Regions from separate parts of the Homo sapiens genome. Here region 2 is linked to region 1. Evidence: read pairs that join two places in POLR2A ChIA-PET (ENCODE). Cell type or tissue: OCI-LY7. All regions are shown on one strand. Region 1 overlaps PHC3 (polyhomeotic homolog 3). Region 2 has its middle 25 kb from the start of GPR160.

Region 1 (5,000 bases):
AAACCTCTAAAAACAATTGTTGCCTAGAAAGAAAAATTATCTTGAAAAATACTTTTCTTTAAACATTCTCTAAAAGACATTTTAAGATTTATAAAACTGAAATAAGGTCTCTAATTGTTTAGTCAGAAGGATCAAATTCATAATTTGTAACTGAGGAGAAGAATCTTCCTAAAGGGAGGTTTTGTATTACACCTCATCCAAGAGATTTTATCACCTAAAAGCTAATAAATATTAGCTCAGAAAGGAGTTTCGAAGTATTTTTTATTATTAATACTTGTTTTTTCTTTTCATACTTGGATTATCCTCAATGTTCTTTAATGAAAAGTATTTTGGTTCTCATGATACAAATGTATAGATTTTTGTATTCTTGTCATTCTTACTGATCTTAATAGGCACAGAGATTGAATTATACCTTCTGTAAATTTTTATTAAAAGCAGAACTTGGCTGGGTGTAGTGGCTCACGCCTGTAATCCCAGCACTTTGGGAAGCTGAGGTGGGCAGATCACCTGAGCTGAGGAGTTCGAGACCAGCCTGGCAAACAGGGTGAAACCCTGTCTACACAGAAAAATACAAAAATTACCCGGGAGTGGTGGCCATGCCTGTAATCCCAGCTACTCGGGATGCTGAGGCAGGAGAATCTCTTGAACCTGGGAGGTGGAGGGTGCAGTGGGCCGAGATTGCGGCCTGGGCAACTGAGCGAGACTTTGTCTCAAAAAAAGGAAAGAAAAATTTTTAAAAAGTTTATCATTCAGTTATCATGTCTATATTTTCTTTCAATAGATTTTTGGAGTTTACTATGGATATTGTAACAAAAACAGGGGTATAGGAAGCGTACAGCACCTTCAAAAAATTTTTAATTTAAATTACTTTCTCACTACCTAGTTCAGTGATTTGGTTTTTAACCAGTAAAAAATAAGGCAGTTTCCAGGCAGGGCATAATAGAAAAGAAAAAAAATACAATTTAAAAATAAAAACAAACAAAAAAAAACTTCTTTATAGTCCTTATATATTTTTAATTGTTTATGTTAGGGGAAGCTATAGAGGAACAAATTTGGGATAGAAATATAAGGCTGGGTGTGGTGCCTCACACCTCTAATCCCAGCACTTTGGGAGGCCAAGGCAGGTGGATCACCTGAGGTCAGGAGTTCAAGACCAGCCTGGCCAACATAGAGAAACTCATCTCTACTAAAAATACAAAAATTAGCTGGGCATGGTGGCGAATGCCTGTAATCCCAGCTACTTGGGAGACATAGGCACAAGAATGGCTTGAACCCGTGAGGCAGAGGTTGCAGTGAGCTGAGATCGTACCACTGCACTCCAGCCTGGGTGACAGAGTGAGACTCTGTCTCAAAAAAAAGAAAAAGGAAAAAAAAAAAAAAATATATATATATATATATATATATACATATGGAGCATAATACTTTGAAAACTAAAGCCAAAAATATTTTGTTGCTTCCTGCACTTCTACCTTAAAACATTTTTGGAAGTTTAAAAAATGATATTAATAACTTTCTCTGCTATCACTGATATGGTTATAATGCTTGCTATGGATGTTTCCATGTTACCTTTCTAAATATTTTTTAATCTTTTACCTTTCTTTGAGTAACATAGCTCTTTAATAATTTATTAAGCTTGTTTTTTTATTACCTTTGACCAAATGTGTTATTTTTTCCATTCAAACACATTTCTTCACAGGTTATATTTTTCTGGTTGTTTCAAACACTTAAAGGTAGAAAGATGTATTTTTTAAGAGATGTGGAAATTTGAAAGATAAGGGTGAATTTTCAAAGTAAAATCAGTATGTTTTTTAAGATACTTAAGAATTAAAGTTTTTTGTTGACATTTGGATATAAGTATGTTGAGGGTAGATAATTTAGAACTAATAAACAAATATTCCTCAGTTTATTTAGGAAAGGGAAACAGATGGGAATATTGGACTTTATTGAGGTAAGTTTGGCAGTCTTTGTTATTTTTAGAATAGTTATAGTTATGAGCTAAACAGTAATTGTGATGTGCAGTTTCCTAATGATCTTGTGAGTGAGCAAAACCTCCACTTTGCTTTTTTCAACATTTTAATTGTTGAACATTTAGATTTGTTAATGCTGATTGTGCCAGATGTCTGTGACAGATTTGTTTTTGCCTACTTCTTTTATTCATGCACTTATTTCGCCTTTATATGAGAGTTCTGGAAGTACATATAGTTAGCTTTAAGTATAATGAGTGGAAAGTATTTTACAGTATTTGATGGATTATTTCAAAATATGCTATTTGTGTTATGGCTCTTTTCATTCTTTAAACTCTTGTTTTTAAAAATCAGAATTCTATGTATGATCAAGCTTTGATTTCTTAAAAGATACTCTAGCAGATGTTTGAATAACATGTAACTGCATTAGGATTAAAGAGAGTTTCAGCATTTTAAGCAAAGATCATGTTCTTTGGAAGAAAAGTACTATCTATTATACTGAAGGAATGCTACATAGATAAAATTGAACTGGTCGATAAAACCATACTTGTTTAATTATCTCTGAATTAACATCTCTGACACTAAGGCAAATTAAAGTATTCACTGTGACAGCACTTGCCCTTGGGGACTAGATTTTTTTTCTTAACCCCCCAGACACTTTTTAGAATGATTTTACCTATATTGGGCATTATCATCATTTAAAAAACTGTTATTATCATGAACCGATCTAGTATAATTGTTGCTCCGAACAATAACAAATGACTGCTTTCACGTCTGAGATTCAGGCATGAGGCACAGAATCTCTCTTAGTGTAACTGGTTTCCAGGTGCAGGGTTGTGAGCAAATAACTTTAAAAAATGTTGCCTACTTTGTAGCTGATTCAGATCACAGTTCTGAATTTTATATTTGGTATAATATTATGTTTGATATAAAATTATCCAGTAACAGTAGAATTTTAAAGTTGTACAAAAGACAAAAGAAGATGTTTTATTCTTAGTGGAGCCTTGGAAAGATTTTTATTTTATTTTATTTTATTTTTGATTGTCACCTATTGTTACCTTTATAACTTACTGTTATATCCTTATAGGTGAAACTTGATTGTCCCTTTTACAACACATGGGTTTTGCTGGTTTCAGAAATCCTGATCACTTTTATGTATAATTTTATATACTTTAAAACATCAGACTTTTAAAATAGTTTGATTAAAAATGTACACAATATTAGATGTTGCTGAAAGGTTTCTTGTGAATGTTGAAAGTTTGTTTGTTAACATTTGTGGGGCTAGGTGTGCAGTGGCTCATGCCTATAATCCCAGCACTTTGAGAGGCCAAGGCAGGAGGATCACTTGAGCCCAGGAGTTTGAGACCAGCCTGGGCAACATAGTGAGACCTCATCTCTACAAAAAACATTTTAAAATGAGCTGGGTGTGTTAGTGAACACCTGTGGTCCCAGCTACTCAGGAGGCTGAGCTTGGAGGTCAAGGCTGAGTGAGCCATAATGGAGCCACTGCACTCCAGCCTGGGCAGCAGAGTGAGACCCTTTCTCAAAAAACACTTTTTTAATGGGAAGATTAGTCAGTATGGTTAAATAAGATTTTAAAAACTCATAATTTTTGTAAACTTAAGTAATAAGCTTTATAGATAAAAGAAGGGAAATGAACTCTTATGGCTTTATTTTTAGTAATCATTTTTCATAAATAATGGTTAAGTAAATAATAAATGATAACAAATTAAATTAAAATACCCATGTCAACCTCTAGAAGTGTTCTTTGAAATGGAAACATTAATAATAAGGTATTGGCCGGGTGCGGTGGCTCACGCCTGTAATCCCAGCACTTTGGGAGGCCAAGGCAGGTGGATCACGAGGTCAAGAGATCAAGACCATCATGGCCAACCTGGTGAAACCCTGTCTCTACTAAAAAGTACAAAAAATTAGCTGGGCATGGTGGCACGCGCCTGTAGTCCCAGCTACTCGGGGTGGCTGAGCCAGGAGAATCGCTTGAACCCAGGAGGCAGAGATTGCAGTGAGCTGAGATCGCACCACTGCACTCCAGCCTGGCAACAGAGCGAGACTCTGTCAAAAAAAAAAGTATTTCTAGTTACATAGCTCCTTCTCAGGGTGCCTTCGATTCCATTTTCCTTTTTCTTTTTTTTGAGATGGAGTCTCACTCTGTTACCCAGGCTGGAGTGCAATGGCCTGATCTTGGCTCACTGCAACCTCTGCCTCCCAGGTTCAAGTGATGTTCTTGATTCAGCCTCCCAAGTAGCTGGAACTACAGGCGCCCGCCACCATGCCTGGCTAATTTTTTGTATTTTTTTAAGTAGAGGTAGGGTTTCACCATGTTGGCCAGGCTGTTGTGGAACTCCTGACCTCCGGTGATCCACCCACCTCAGCCTCCCAGAGTGCTGGATTGCAGGCACGAGCCACTGCACCTGGCCCCATTTTCCTTCTTAAGTATAATCTTTACAATTGGATAACAAGGTGGTTAAGTTATAGACTTAAAAACTTTCTCCCATAAGTATGGAACATTATAAAAAGAGTAAAAAAATAAGGTGTCAAAGAGCTTAGGCTGTGTGTGTGTGTGTGTGTATGCATTTCAAGGAAAGATATTTTCTGTTTGCATATTATATATAAAGAGTCATTAGATTGTTGAGTAGAACAGAAAAGGAGAGATATAATTGCGTATCTTTTTTTGTAGATTCTCAGATGTTACTTTTTATAATTTAATCTTTAAATTACATAATAATAAGGAAGAGCCTGGGATAGAATCCTACATGTCCTAATATAGTGTGTCATTGTAGGAATTCGCTTAGTGTGCTTATGAAAAATGTTAGTATCTGTTTTGATTCATGACAGTTAGAAGTTAACAAAAACAGTTGAATTCCCAAAATCGTTATTTTATTTGTATTTTTTAATTATCGAAATAAAAAATATTTTCAGACTTGACTACCATCTTTTTGGAAACCTTGGTGATTTTTGGTCTAGATACTGATCCACAGCTTGCTTTCAGTCAAATATTATGAAGAAATATGAAAA
Region 2 (5,000 bases), 110 kb after region 1:
AAATATGGTATAAAAGATAAAAAATAGTACACTTATATGGGGCACTTGCCGTGAATGGAGCCTGCAGGACTGGAAGTTGCTGTGGGTATCAGTGAGTGAGCGGTGAGTGAATGTGAAGGCCTAGGACATCACCGTACACTACTCCTGTAGACGTTATAAACACTGTACATTTAGGCTATATTAAATTTATAAAGAACTATCTTTGTTCAATAATGAATTAACCTTAGCTTACTGTAGCTTTTATTTTATAAACTTAAAAAATTTTTAAGTGTTTTTGACTCTTGTAATAACACTTAGCTTAAGACACAAAGACATTGTACTATCGTACAAAAATATTTTCTTTTTTTTTTTGAGATGGAGTCTCTCTCTCTGTCACCCAGGCTGGAGTGCAGAAGCATGATCTTGGCTCACTACGACCTCCACCTCCCAGGTTCAAGCGATTCTCTTGCCTCAGCCTCCCAAGTAGCTGGGATTACAGACGTGCACCACCACGCCTGGCTAATTTTTGTATTTTTAGTACAGTCGGGGTTTCACCATGTTGGTCAGGCTGGTCTTGAACTCCTGACCTTGTGATCCGCCTGCCTCGGCCTCCCAAAGTGCTGGGATTACAGGCGTGAGCCACTGCCCCCGGCCTATTTTCTTTCTTTATATCCTTATTCTGTAAGCTTTTTTCTCTTTTTATTTTCAATTGTTTAAACTTTTAAAGTTTTTTTGTTAAAAACAAAGACACAAACGCACACATTAGCCTAGGCCTACCCAGGGCCGGGATCATCAGTGTCACTGTCTTCCACCTCCACATCTTGTCCCACTGGAAGGTCTTCAGGGGCAAAAACATCCATGGAGCTGTCATCTCCCATGATAAGAATGACTTCTTCCGGAATACCTCCTGTAGGACCTGCCTGAGGCTGTTCCACAGTTAATTTTAAAAAATATATAAGTAGCAGGAGTACAGTCTAAAATAATGATAAAAAGTATAGGATAGCAAATACATAAACCAGAAACATAGTCATTTATTATCAAGTGTTATGTACTATACATAATTTATGTGTTACACTTTTTTTTTTTTGAGACAGAGTCTCTCTCTGTTGCCCAGATTGGAGTGCAGTGGCGCCATCTTGGCTCACTGCAACCTCCGCCTCCTGGGTTCAAGCAGTTCTCCCTGCTTCAGCCTCCCGAGTAACTGGGATTACAGGGGCCCACCACCATGCCAGGCTAATTTTTGTAGGTTAGTAGAGACGGGGTTTCGCCATGTTGGTCCAGGCTGGTCTCGAACTCCTGACCTCAGGTGATCCGCCTGCCTCGGCCTCCCAAAGTGCTAGGATTACAGGTGTGAGCCACAGCGCTCAGCACGTGTTACACTTTTATATGACTGGGAGCACAGGTTTGTTTACACCAGCATCCCCACAAACACGTGAGTAATGTATTGCACTACCACATTATGATGGCTATGACATCACTAGGCAATAGGAAATTTTCAGCTCCATTATAGTCTTATGGGACCACCATCATATGTGAGGTCCATCATTTACCAAAATGTCATTATGCAATGCATGACTATAATAAAAAAAGATGGTTAATAACAAGTGTTCATGAGGACATGGAGAAATTGGAACCCTCATTCATTGCTGTAAAAAGAAAATGAATTTATTGTAAAAGTTTCAGTGGCCCCAAGACTTACTGGAAAAGCTGGAGAATCAGGCTCAAACGGTGGGAAAGAACAGAGGAAACCACACTGTGAGAACCAAAGCCAAAGTCAGGACACAGGAGGTGTTGCCAGAACACTGGTGCTTCCTTCAGCAGTGCAGGCTTGAAATGGTTACCTTCTCACACAGCGGATGAAGCCAGCATTAGGCAGGATTTTTAATCCGGGGCTACCTAAATCCAAAGCCACACACTCTTTTCTGAGTTTTCAATTTCTTTATAAGTAAAATGAACACAGAAGGCAACTATGAATAATGATGCCACAAGGGATTTAGACAGCGTCCCTAAGTGCCAGATGCAATTTAAGAGGTATTATTATTACATACAGCCAGAATCTACAATCATATCTCTGTCTCAAACAACTAATAGCCGAGGTTGCCAGGCAATTATATTTGTCAGGCACGAGTCTACAGTGAGCAGGTAAATGATCTACACCCCAGACACAATAAAAGATTTAGTCCCTCCTCCCTTTTGTACTAATCTCCAGCTCAGATTTTCTGATCCTATTCTGTTTGCCTCCATTTCGAAAGCCCTTCCCTCATCCTGTATTTTTACCACCTGGTTCTATGTGTCACCAAATCTTCCTTATTTGCAGTCAGCTTTGTGAAAGAACTTTCAATGCTAGTTACTCTAGAACAACAACTCTCACACGTTTTGGGCTCAGGACCTTTTAACTACTTTTAAAAATTATTGAGAATGCCAAAGAGTCCTGTTGGTGTGGATTATTTGCTGCGGTTAGAAATTAAAACAGGCAGCTAAGCGTGGTGGCTCATGCCGGTAATCCTGGCACTTCGGGGGGCTGAGGTGGGCGGATCACGAGGTCAGGATTTCGAGACCAGCCTGACCAACATGATGAAACCCCATCTCTACTAAAAATACAAAAATTAACCTAGTGTGGTGGTACGTGGTGCCTATAATCCCAGCTACTCGGGAGGCTGAGGCAGGAGAATAGCTTGAGCCTGGGAGGCGGAGGTTTCAGTGAGCCGAGATCACGCCACTGCACTCCTGCCTGGGTGACAGAGAAAGACTCCGTCTCAAAAAAAAAAAAAAAAAAAAAAAAAGAAAAGAAATTAAAACAGGCAGTGGCTCACCCTGTAATCCCAGAGCTCTGGGAAGCTGAGGTGGGAGGATTGTTTGAGGCCAGGAGTTTGAGCCCAGCCTAGGCCACATAGCGAGACCCTGTTTCTACGAAAAATTTAATTAGCTGAGTGTGGTGGCACATGCCTGTAGTCCACGCTACTCAGGAAGCTGAGACAGGAGAATCCCTCGAGCCCAGGAGTTCGAGTTAGAGTGAACTATGATCATGCACTGTACTCCAGCCTGAGCAACAGAGTGAGACCTAGTCTCAAAATAAAAGAAAGATTAAAACATAAATTTTTAGAAACAATAATAAAAGAGGACACATTAACAGAAATAACATGTCTATGAAAAATAACTTTTTCAGAAAGAAAATGTTTGTGAGATGAGTGGCTGTTTTACATTTTTAACAAATCTGTTGAATATCTGGATGAATAGAAGAAAGCTAGATTCTCATGTCTGCCTCCGCATTCAATCTGTTCCCATATCACACTGGAAAACTCCACTTATGCTTGTGAGAGAATGAGAGTGAAAAGGCAACAACATCAGTATTATTACGAAAATATTTTGACCTTAAAGATATTCTGGAAAGAGACAATCAGGAAATCCCCCATCACAAGTTGAAAATTGATGCCATTTTTTTTTTTTTTTTGGAGATGGAGTCGTGCTCTGTTTCCCAAACTTGAGTGCAATGGTGTGATCTCAGCTCACTGCAACCTCTGCCTCCCTGGTTCAAGCAATCCTCCTGCCTCAGCCTCCTGAGTAGCTGGTCTTATAGGTACACGCCACCACGCCTAGCTAATCTTTTTATATTTTTTGTAGAGACAGGGTTTCATCATGTTGGCCAGACTGGTCTTGAACTCCTGACCTCAGGTGATCCGAGGCCACCTTGGCCTCCCAGAGTGCTGGGATTACAGGTGTGAGCCATGGCGCCTGGCCCCAATGCCATTTTTGATGCTCTTTTTCCCTTTGTGTGGATTCATTTTTCCATCTGTTAAGAAACTGTAGCCAGGTGTGCTGGCTCACACCTGTAATACTAGCACTTTGTGAGGCAAAGGTGGGAGGATTGCTTGAACCCAGGAGTTTGAGACCAGCCTGGGCAACATAAGGAGACCTCTTCTCCACACACACACAAAAATTTTAAATTAGCCAGGTGTGAGCAGGAGCGGTGGCTAACTCATTGTAGTCCCAGCACTTTGGGAGGCTGAGGTGGGCTGATCACCTGAGGTCAGGAGTTCAAGACCAGCTTGGCCAACATGGTGAAACACCGTCTCTACTAAAAATATAAAAATTAGCCAGGCGTGGTGGTGTGCACCTGCAATCCCAGCTACTAGGGAGGCTGAGGCAAGAGAATAGCTTGAGCCCCGGAGGTGGAGGTTGCAGTGAGCCTAGGTCGTGCCACTGTCCTCCAGCCTGGGCAACAGAGTGAGACTCTGTCTCAAAAAAATATTAGCCACATGTGATGGTGCACACCTGTGGTCCCAGCTACTCAGGAGGCTGAGTGGGAGAATTGCTTGAGCCTGGGAGGTTTCAGCTACAGTGAGCCATGATCGCACCACTGCACTTTAGCTTGGGTAACAGAGTGAGACCCTGTCTCAAAACAAAACAAAAAGCCATCAAACTGTCTTCCAAAGTGGCTATACTATTTTGTGTCTCCACTAGCAATAAATAAGAGTTCCTGCCGTTTCCCATCCTTTCCAGGATTTGGTGTTGTCAGTGCTTTGGATTTTGGCCATTCTAGGCAAGATGGGGAATGTTCAGGGTGGCATGGCCGTAGGTTATTTTGGCCATTCTAATAGGTATGTAGTGGTATCTCACTGTTTTAATTTGCAGTTCCTTAATGACATATGATGTAGAGCATCTTTTCATAGTTTTTTTTTCATCTGTGTGTCTTCTTTGTTGATGTATCTGTTCGTTTCTTTTGCCCATTTTTATATTGGGTTGTTTCATATCTTATTAAATTTTGTGAGTTCTATGTATATTTTAAATACAAATCCTTTATCAGAGAGGTGCTCAGCAAATATTTTCTCCTGGTCTGTGGCTTGTGTTTTCATACTCTTTTGCAGAGGATAAGAGTTTTTTGTTTGCTTGTTTTTGTTTTTTTGGTAGAGATTGGATCTTGTTATGTTGGCGAGGCTGGTGCCGAACTCCTAGTCTCAAGTGATCCTCTTGCTTCTGAGAGATCAAGTGCTGGGATTACAGGCATGAGCCACTACGATTAG

What was found. ChIA-PET counts read pairs that join two places held together with the same protein. Peaks named below come from ENCODE experiments on the same cell type or tissue, not always from the same donor. Only the 100,000 strongest peaks of a DNase experiment are listed, where the experiment ranks them.
Region 2: POLR2A ChIA-PET joins it to region 1 with 7 read pairs; 2 of 35 experiments call an interaction of 5 or more read pairs at or near these places.

Annotation. Positions count from the first base shown.
Region 1 is chr3:170,122,910-170,127,909 of GRCh38, reverse strand. The region is part of intron 8 of PHC3 (polyhomeotic homolog 3); the gene reads left to right. Among named protein-coding and RNA genes, the nearest start is that of PHC3, 56 kb to the left of the region's middle. In OCI-LY7, no CTCF peak of the experiment used is centred here; no DNase peak of the experiment used is centred here; H3K4me3 peaks cover 766 bases; H3K27ac peaks cover 3,179 bases.
Region 2 is chr3:170,010,017-170,015,016 of GRCh38, reverse strand. No RefSeq gene overlaps it. Among named protein-coding and RNA genes, the nearest start is that of GPR160, 25 kb to the left of the region's middle. In OCI-LY7, no CTCF peak of the experiment used is centred here; no DNase peak of the experiment used is centred here.